Regions from separate parts of the Homo sapiens genome. Here region 2 is linked to region 1. A link is a contact called in ENCODE Hi-C data. All regions are on one chromosome and are shown on one strand. The core of a region is the stretch at or near the end of the contact, and the rest is flanking DNA. Distances in the headings are between cores, read along the strand shown.

What was found. Hi-C counts contacts between places; a loop is a spot of excess contacts on that map. Pooled maps may share reads with other maps.
Region 2: a loop to region 1 is called in a pooled map, with 2.2 times the contacts of the local background. The contact joins the enhancer-like site here to the promoter of JAZF1-AS1 in region 1. A Hi-C loop is called at or near these places in 2 of 50 pooled maps.

What each region holds. Positions count from the first base shown.
Region 1 is chr7:28,177,932-28,182,694 of GRCh38, reverse strand. JAZF1-AS1 (JAZF1 antisense RNA 1) reads right to left here and starts at 2,238. Exons shown (of 4, transcript NR_034097.1): 1 at 2,156-2,238. It overlaps JAZF1 (JAZF zinc finger 1), which reads left to right and starts at 1,900. Exons shown (of 5, transcript NM_175061.4): 1 at 1,900-2,232. The coding sequence starts at 2,118. RefSeq lists a silencer at 2,706-2,825 and enhancers at 2,680-3,179, 3,180-3,681.
Region 2 is chr7:30,140,037-30,144,977 of GRCh38, reverse strand. All of the region lies in intron 1 of MTURN (maturin, neural progenitor differentiation regulator homolog), which reads right to left. Among named protein-coding and RNA genes, the nearest start is that of MTURN, 7.5 kb to the right of the region's middle. Within about 2 kb of position 2,022, at least 14 of the 41 ENCODE cell types and tissues checked have a DNase peak (open chromatin) inside an H3K27ac peak, as active enhancers do.

The DNA of each region.
Region 1 (4,763 bases), core at 989-3,488:
AGCCATGCATTAGTGAAACCCAGGCCCCTTACTTCCTTCATCTTTCACCTGCACATTTCTGGCACTTCCCATCTCGGAACTCTCTTGCCTGAACCACCTCTCCACACTCTTGGGAGTTAATAACTCCACGTAGACAATTTTTCCTCTGGAGGACAGAACTGCTACTTCTTCAAAGCTTTTGGGGCTCCCAGATGCTGCATAGTGGGGGTGCCTAACATTCATCTCTAAGGGTGGCTGTTTTGGCATCATTTTTGGCTGAAGTTTTGTATTGCATTTCCATGTCATTTGGTGTGGTGTGTGCCTGCCAGATATTCTGCCTGCTCTCAGCTGAAGGCCTTCCCAGATTGGGCAGCTGAATGTACTGCACAGCTGCCAAAATTCTAATTCAAGATCTAGAATTCTAACTCCTGCTCTTTAGACCCTTGTCTGGCCTTGGCCTCAGTCCCCTGCCAACTCGGTCCCTGGCTCATTATCAGGCCCACCAGGGCCCTGCCCCCACCCTCATTGGGCCCATGAAACCATTCTTGGCACCAAACTGAACTTCAAGACACAGCTGCCCCAGCCCCACCCAAGCCGAATCTCATCTCAGCAAGTTTGTCACCTTGTGAGCTGCAAGACAGAAGAGATGAGAAGAGAAAATGCCACCGGTGATGGTCAGATCATAAAACTTCCTGTAGCAACAGACATATTACATGTGCCTTTACTCTAAGCACTTACATGAAAAGCAAACAATCCCATTATTAGAAATAACACTAGACAGAGATGCATAGAGTTTATGGAGGGAGGAATACTATTTCTCCATGCATCTGCACCAGAGGGTAAGTGAAATTTGCCCTAAGGAAAAATGCTAAATTCAGTATGCATATATTAATATTAATAAAAAAAATGTACTGTTGGGTCATAAACTGCTGATAATGTGTAATATTTCTTAGACACCTGGAAAAGTGCTACTGGAAAATACACACTTTACAGAAGAAATATGACTGCAACTGGAGGAGGGGGTGGGGACAAGAAAGTAATTGATTCTCAGCAAAATGCTGGTTTTCAGGGAAGCTACTAAATTCACCTTAAGTGGTTACCTGGTCAACATTATGCTTTAAATGCTCACAGGATGAAATCGCTTCCTTTTTAAATGAAGAGTCACTATGTCCCTTGCCGTTGTTTCCGCTCCTTCTAGCCTTAACCAATGCACTGTCCTTTCTGCAGTGGCTGAAACGAGGATGGGTTAATTACCAGACCTGAGATGGTGGAGTGGGTGCAGTAGGGTGCTGTAATTTCGGGTGATGAAATTATTTTAGTTTTTGTTTTCCTAGAAGGAGCAGGGAGTATAAAAAACGTGGCACATATGTAAAACACAGGCAAATGCACTTGACAACCAAGCACTCTATTTTGAAATTTAAATAAAGCTAAGATTTTTTTCTGGCCTAGAGGGAAAGCTTCATTAAAATCAATTAGTTAGTACAAACCTCCGGAGAATGTGTACTTTTTCTAAAGAAGGTTTAAAGAAGAAGGTGCACACAATTACCTTTCCTGGGTCCCCTGTGAATGTGTCACACCTAGACAGGTGGCTGAGTACAAAAAAATGTCCCTGAGAGGGACCAGGGTAACTCCCTGAGTTCTCCTCGCAGGGAGGTAGGTGTAATTAATCGATGTGGGTGTATTAAGAACGTCATATACATAACCAAGGAGGCTCCAAACAGATGGCACGGATGGCAAGCCGTAAAGGGCAGGCCTAGCGAGATAAAGTTGGTGGCAGGGCTCGCAGGTGAGGCCTGGGTCCGCGCGCTGAGGTTGGGGCCGCACAGCTGTAGCCGCGCGCCCTGGTCCCTCCTCCCAGCTGCGGCGGCCTTCCCCCCCCGCCCCCGCCCCCGCCCTCCCCCCGCCGCTCCCGACGCCGCCGCCGCAGCCGCCGCCTCCCCTCTGCCTCCCGGTGGCTCCTCGCTCTCCTTCCATCTCTCTCGCCCCCTCTCCCTCCGTCCCGTCCTCGCCGCTCCCCTCACCCCGCCTCTCTCCCCCTCCCCCAGCCCCTCCTCTCCTCACCCCACCCGGCCTCCCTCCCTCCCTCGCCCGCCCGGCGCTCGCAGAGCCGACACCAGGGGGGCTCTCGATGTAGCACCATGACAGGCATCGCCGCCGCCTCCTTCTTCTCCAATACCTGCCGATTCGGGGGCTGCGGACTCCACTTCCCCACCCTGGCCGACCTCATCGAGCACATCGAGGACAACCACATCGGTAAATGGCCCGGGGGTGGGCGGGGGTGCCAGGCGCGCGGAAACTCCTGCCCGGGCGGGGAGCCCCGGAATGGCCAGGGGTGGCCGGCGGGGAGGGAGGCGGCAGGGCGGGGAGGGCGCGTGCGAGCCCCGAGGTGGGGGTGGCGGGATGCGGGGGCGCGAGGTGCCGGGGGGCGGGGAGCGGGCTCGGGTGGGGGAGGGGGCGGGCGCCCCGAGGTGCCGCGGGCGGGCGGGCGGGCGGCTGGGGGACTCAGGGGCGTGCACGCGGGCTGCGAAGTGGTGGGAGCGGGGAGCGCCGCGGCGGGGCGGCGGGGTTGCGGCGGCGGGGCCGAGTGCCGGCGCGCGGGGCGCGGGGCGGAGGGCGCGGCGGGCGGCGGGAGCTGGGCGCTGGGCAGGGTCGCGGAGTTAGTTGGCCCGGGTGGTCGGAGTAGCCCGAGGCGCTGAGGGCAGCGGGGGGCGGGCGCTGCACGCCGCCGGGCGCTTCCGCCCCGGCTCGAGCTGTCAGGGCTCGGCGGCGGCTGCAGCCGCGGGGAGGTGGAGCGGGGGGGCGGGGGTGGCTCCACCGCGGCAGCCATTCCGCTTCCTCCTCCCGCCGCCGCCGCCGCCACTGCGTCCTGTCAGCGCCGGTTGCTAGGTGTGGTGCGTCGGGAGGGGGCCGGGGCCGGCGGCCGCGGGCGGGGGCCGGGGAGCTTGCCCTCTCCCTGGGAGGCGGCCGAGGGGCCCGGGCGGGGCCGGGGACGCGGGCCCGGGGGCTCTGGGTGCCCTCCCCTGCCCCGGCCTGGCGCGGACGCCCGGGCGCTGCGGGCTGAGGTCTTGGGTGCGCCCGCGGGCCGCGCCCAGCGCCCCGGGGTCGACGCGCCCTGGAGGCCCCTGCGGCGGCGCCCGCTGGAGAGACACCCCCAGGGCCCATGGCCGGGCATTTAAATGCACCCCGGCTCTGCGATTTGCCTTTCTAATGGTGCTAGGCCCGAGGTGCGCTGGCTGCGCCCTGGGATCGGCGGCGGCCTGCGCAGCGCCCCGGGCCCGGGAGACGCCGGGGAGGGGGCGCCCCGCAGGGTGGCTGCTTTCCCTTCACGCCTGGACCCCTGGACCTTTCAACAAGTCCTCTGATTTGCAGAAGTCATTGCACACATTTTCACACTTCTATTCGGAACCCCTGCTAAGGGAGGTGGGCCGGGTGCATCTGGCTTAGGCGGTCCAACCACCTGCGGAAGGTGTGACCGACGCCAGCGAGTTGTCCTGCGTGGGCTAGAAGGTGAAGGGTCCGAGCGATGTCCCAATGGGGCTGTCTAATCCAGAGAACCTGTAAATTGCCCCCAGGAAGTCCAAATGAATGCCATGGATTCAGCCATGTGGATGCAGCTCACGTTTCTACAAAGTTGAGAGAATAAATCACGACTGCTGTGTATTTATGCAGGAATAAAATGAGGCAGAACCCTATGCTCCTTTGCTTAGTATAGTGCTGTCTCTGCACACAGTGGCTGCTTAATAAGTGTTGAATGCCTGTTTAGAATGTGATTTGATGGGCCATCCGGAATAGGAGATAATCATGGGAAACGTCTACAAAATGTCTTTCAGAGGAAAATGCTGTTGAGTAATTGTCCAGGTTTTGAAACTTTTCAAGTTTTCAGGCGTCCTTGTAATAGCTTCTTCCATTTCCTCTGCTAAAGGTATGACAGAAGAGCTGGGCAAGTTTTGGTAGTCTTAAAAGCAGTTTAATGGAGCAACCAATTTGCTGATTCATATCATGATTGAATAGTCATAACTGAAAGTGCTTGAAAGTATTAAATCAGATTTTTCATGATGGCTAGTTTAAAATAAAGCGAAAACACCGGTACTGTGAAGTTCTGGTAGAAATGTTACTAGTTCAAGTTCTTCCCCTTACTCCCAATAATAAGTAAAAAATAAATATAGATAATGCTATACATTAATATGTATGATATAAGTAATATAAATAAATAATTTCTCTTGACTTACAGAAGGCTGTCATTGCATATCCCATCCATTCTCGCTAACAGTTATTTCAGAATAAACTATAATTTATATAAGCTGAGTAATAATTTTACCCCATTGCCTACCTACTTAGACAAGCTGGTTAAAAGACAGTATAAATTATATTTATTAAAATGTGTTAAAGACAGTTATCCTTCTTGAGGATTTAGTTTGAGATGGTTTAAAACTTGGTGAATCATGAGGTTTTTTTTTTAAGTGTAGAAATTGTCTTAATATTTTGCACACATTTTTAAAGAAGGTTAAGAGTTTGATACGTTTTCTAAAACTCAGCTTTGAAGTAATGCTACCTCATTCCCAGAAGGCTAGTGTTGTCCTTTTAATAGTGAAAATGTGGAAAAATTAAGTTTACAGCAATAGCAGTGACCTAGGTGAACTGTGTTGCAGGGCTAACACAGTTGAAAACAGTTTGAACCAGCAAACTTTATGAAAAGCAAATGTTAAAATGAACAAACACTTGCAATTCCCAGGATGAAGAGGCTCAAACTATTATACACTTCTGCTGGGGAGAGGCCCTTTACT
Region 2 (4,941 bases), core at 773-3,272, 2.0 Mb before region 1:
GGATCCAGGATGGCTAAACACTGGCAAAAAAAAAAAAAAAAAAAAAAAAGTATTGAGGTCTGGGAGAAAGAAAGACATCTGGCAGATAAGAACAAGATGCAGCGGCCAGATAGCAGGATAGAAGACTTATGTGGAGACATGGTCCATGCCAAGCACACACTGGCCCCATATCCCTATCACTCAATAAACACATTTCCTCTCCTTTCTTCTCATTGCAGGGTTTCTGAGAACTAGACCTACAGACTTAAAATACTGCTCAGATCCAAATGAGAATAACTAGGTGCCAATGTACCATCTTTATACCCCAATTATCTGTGTTTCATAGTTGCAAAGGTCCATTTTCGACACACGTTGCTCTCATGCCAGCAGACTTCTCTAGAGGCTTCCCCAACCCAATAAAGACAACGTCTGGGCTCTCTAGCTTTAGCGAACAGCTCAAATGCTCTTCCCTACTAATTAGAGACCCTTAAAGCTGTCAAACCACCACAATGTCATTTATGTAATAGTCTCTTCCATTGTACAAAAGTGTAATGGTACAAAGTACTTGTATATCCATTATGCCAGTTGATTCTTAATCAGTGGAGATTCTGGAAGAACAACAAAAGTTCTACTTAGTAAGTTCTGCTCAGCATCCATTTTCATACTCAAATGTGTAAAAGTTCCAGCTTATTTCAAATTATTATCCAAGTTAAAGAGGGGATTAACATCTACCACCACATTTCAAAAACTTGAAGCCTGTCCTCTGTAGACTTGTGAAGATGACAGAGTTAAAAGCTGAGTAAGTACCTGGCACAGTGCCTAGCTGACATGCAGTGAATATTCAGTAAATGGTGGACTTAAGTACCTTCTTTCCCCCTTTGCATCTGCAGGAGGATGGGGGAGACAGAGGGGAAGGGGTGGGCTTACCATCTGCCACAAGGCTATGGTCACACAATGAGTAAATCAGACACCCAATGTGACTCACTGAGAGCACTGCCTGAGGCAACTCAGGTTGCGGTTAATTCAGAAGCAGGTGCACCTATGAAAAGCTTGTAAACCTACTTTGTTAAAAAGTAAGTACATCTGGGCTTTAAATTACAAAGTAAACTTAGAAAAGTATATCACTCAAACAATAACAGAATCATAAACTGCAGTGTAGCCACCACTGCTTGGTAATCAGACAGTATATTTAGCTAAGTGTTTCTAAGGCATTTCTAACCTCATGAAGAGATTGTTCACACCACAATTTCCATTACTCTCCTTTTAGAGCAATTTAGGACTATATGTTGAAGGAAGACTTAATACCCACGAAAGGGCCTTCTGTCTGAACTTCCTTCATTTGGCTATCTCCACCTATTACCAGTTCTGTTAGGTTTTGGGGTTTAAAAAATGTTGTAACTGAATCCTTGTCCACATGATAGAGTGGCATGGGGTTTGGACTCAGATTCGGGTGTACACGGTCACTTAAAAGACATCATTTACTAAATGCTAGTTGTCTCATATCCATTGTATCTCATAACAAGGAGGTGTTCCATTTAAATTCCTTCCTTTCAAAATGAATCAAGGCAGCCGGCAAGGTATCACGAGATACAAGACAAAATGAACTAAAAATTAAGTCTGTCATTGGGAAAAAAAAAAAAAAAGGACAAAGGGAGGGAAATAAGATCCAAGAGTGAGACCAGGACAAACAGAGCAAGGTATGAGGGCCTGGCTACTTACTACAGACGGGACACAGATTTGCCAGCAAAGCTTTCTAAGTAGCCCATGCAAAGAAAGAGGCACTATCAATCTCACGAGGTAGTGTCCACAGATAAAACAGACGTGCTCTTCAGGAAAATTAACAGGCAGGGGGTTGGGGGCAGAGCGGTTATTCTCTTAGGAAGATACAGGGGCCCATTCCAAAACCAAGCGGAGTGGAGAGACCATCTATGGGCAGGGCTGGTGCTCCTGAGAACAGGATTTAGTCCTGTACAAAGACAAATGCACAACTGAAGGCCCGGAGTCCTGTGCCACTGGGCGTGGCCACAGTAACTTCAACTTGGAAAATATTTTAAGCATGTGTAACCAAATACTCATTTTGACCAGGAAAAAAACTACAGCAGGAATCAGAGAACCTCTAGCGCTGAACAATGCAACGCCCTGGCAAACATGAATCTGGGTACGGAAAGTACTGACTCTCTAATAAGGCGGTAGTCAGAGCGTCAACAGCCTGCAGGACTCCCTTGGACTAAAGGAGAAATGCCTGGAAAGGCTTCAGGGAGTAGAGGGAAGCGGTTCTCAAGCTTCAGTGTGGATCAGAGTTGCGTGCTGGGGGGGCAGAGTTTAAATTGCAAAGTTAACTGAGAAAAGTGTATCACTCAAACACAATGACAGAATTGCAATGTATCCACCTCTGCTTGGTAATCAGTTTATTTAGCTAATGAACTATTCAGTGAGCTGAGAATATGTATTTCCAACAAATTCCCAGCTGACGCTCATGTGGCTGGTTCTGGGACCACACTTTGAGAACCATGGGCACAGCAGAACTTTGGCTAACTACATATTTGAAGGGGGTTGTGGGTGGTGTGACATTTAAATATCTTTCCGGGAGAACTACAGCAATTGCCATTACTGACTATAGCCAGCTCCAAATCTCAGGTTGGCCTGAGCTGCAGTGAAGTGGCTGTCATCGAACCTGGCCTGAGTGGTCTACTCTTTCCTACAGAAAATCCGATAAGCACTTTGATTTGAGTATAGGCCATCTGCGACCCTTCTTCCTGTGAAGTCAGGCCAGAGTTTATCATAAAAGCTTGCCCAGCTTAAGAGAATATAACTATGTCACCTGCAAATAGGAAAATGAGCACCTTCCTGTTTTGTACAATGTAGATCGGAATATCCAGTTTATCAAAAAGTGGTCTCCAGTCATTAAAGTAGTCCAACCCTACAGACATTTTTGGGGGAGCACAATGTGTGCACCCCTACTATTCTAAATCCTGGTGGGTATGCAGCTGGACTTCCTGGTGCTTAAGCAGGGTGGGGGTGGCAGGGGAGGTAAGAACACACTCCTGTGTCTCCTCCCTCTGGGGCCCTTGCTCTGGGACTCACTCTTACTGGAGTACTGAAGTGGGGGTTTTCTGCCACTCGGTACCGAGGGAGTCCATTTTGAATTGGTGTGTCTTAATCCAAAATGGATCCCTGGCCAGGCCTGGTGGCTCACACCTGTAATTCCAACATTGTGGGAGGCCAAGGCGGAAGAGCTGCTTGAGACCAGGAGTTCAAGACCACCTGGTCAACAGAGCAAGACTCCAGTCTCCACAAAAAATAAGAAAAATAGCTGGGTGTGGTGGTGCGCACCTGTAGTCCTGGCTACTTGCCAGGATGAAGCAGCAGGCTGCTTCAGCCCAGGAATTTGAGGTTACGGTGAGCTCTGATCACACCATTGTACTCCAGCGTGAGCAAGAGTGAGACCCTGTTTCCAAAATAAAATACCAAAACAAAACCCTGATTCTTGTCCTGGAAACAGATGGCAGAAAAAGATAAAAGCCACAGTCCACCACACGCCTCCCAACATATTTCTTTTTTTCTCTTTTTTTTTTTTTTTTTTTGAGACGGAGTCTTGCTCTGTCGCCCAGGCTGGAATGCAGTGGTGCGATCTTGGCTCGCTGCAACCTCTGCCTCCCGGGATCAATTGATTCTCCTGACTTAGCCTCCCAAGTAGCTGGGATTACAGGCGCCCACCACCACGCCCAGCTAATTTTTGTGGTTTTAGTAGAGACGGGGTTTCACCAGGCTGGCCAGGCTGGTGTCGAACTCCTGACCTCAGGTGATCCGCCCGCCTCGGCCTCCCAAAGTGCTGGGATTACAGGTGTGAGCCACTGCACATGGTGGGAAGAGCACAGCTGGCCATACCTAGGACTAGCCCGATCTGTGTGTCAGCCACTGACCCATTTTACCAGTGAGGAAATTGAGGCTCAGGGAGGTTAAGTAACTTGCCTGTGGTCACACAGGGAACAAGGGCAGAGCCAGAATGTCAACGGAGGAGTGTGCACCCTTTCAACTACACTCTGTGCGCAATGTTTAACCGGAGCCTCGTGTATTCATTTGTAAGTCACAGAAAATAATTATATTTACAGGGGGAATCTAAAGATTTCAGGGGACAACCTGTAGACTGACTCTCATTTAGCAGGGGCCCAATAAGCGATTATGCCCATCCACTTGAGCTTGTATTGACGTAACTACTCTCCTCATGACTACCACTCAAAGAATATACAAAGGACCTCTCATTTTCCCAGAAATAACCTCTCTATATGAACAGGCACAGCCAATGTGGAATGGCCTTATGTCTACTGAGCACATCACATGCACAGCTCTTCATTTCATCCCCACACTAATCATGTAATACAGGCATGACTGTCCCTATCTGACAGAGGAGGAAACAGGGTAGAGTTTAAATCAACAAGAAAGTACTTTCTCTCCACTATACCAGCACATAAGCGGGACTCAATCTCATTTAAATAAGTTCTATTTTCTTTATCCAAATAAGAAGGCTGTTATTTGATCACATAGTTAATAATAAAGATGTGTTCAGACCACAAATGGGGATACACACACACACACACACACACCCCTCTACAAACACATGTAAAATTAAATCACAGTCCTGCCATAAATAAAGCCTTTTTCTTTAATAATATCATGATTACTACCTTTGTTTTTGTGCTGAGGAGGGATTAAACTATACAAAATTTTAGAGTCCAACGTGTCTTTGGGCTGACAGGAAAGGCTGGGCAATCTGGGAAATGAATCCCTCCCTCTCTCCCACAATCATCAGGATCCAGGCCCCCAGATGGGCTGGGCAGTGCTCTTTGTTCAGAGACCTCATTTCTCGTGGCCTAAGACAAGGAAGGAACGCAGCTGGTGCTCCATGCCTAGGAGTGCCCCTCTGTTTATCTGGCATCCAAGTGGCTGCTGACACCCCATTCC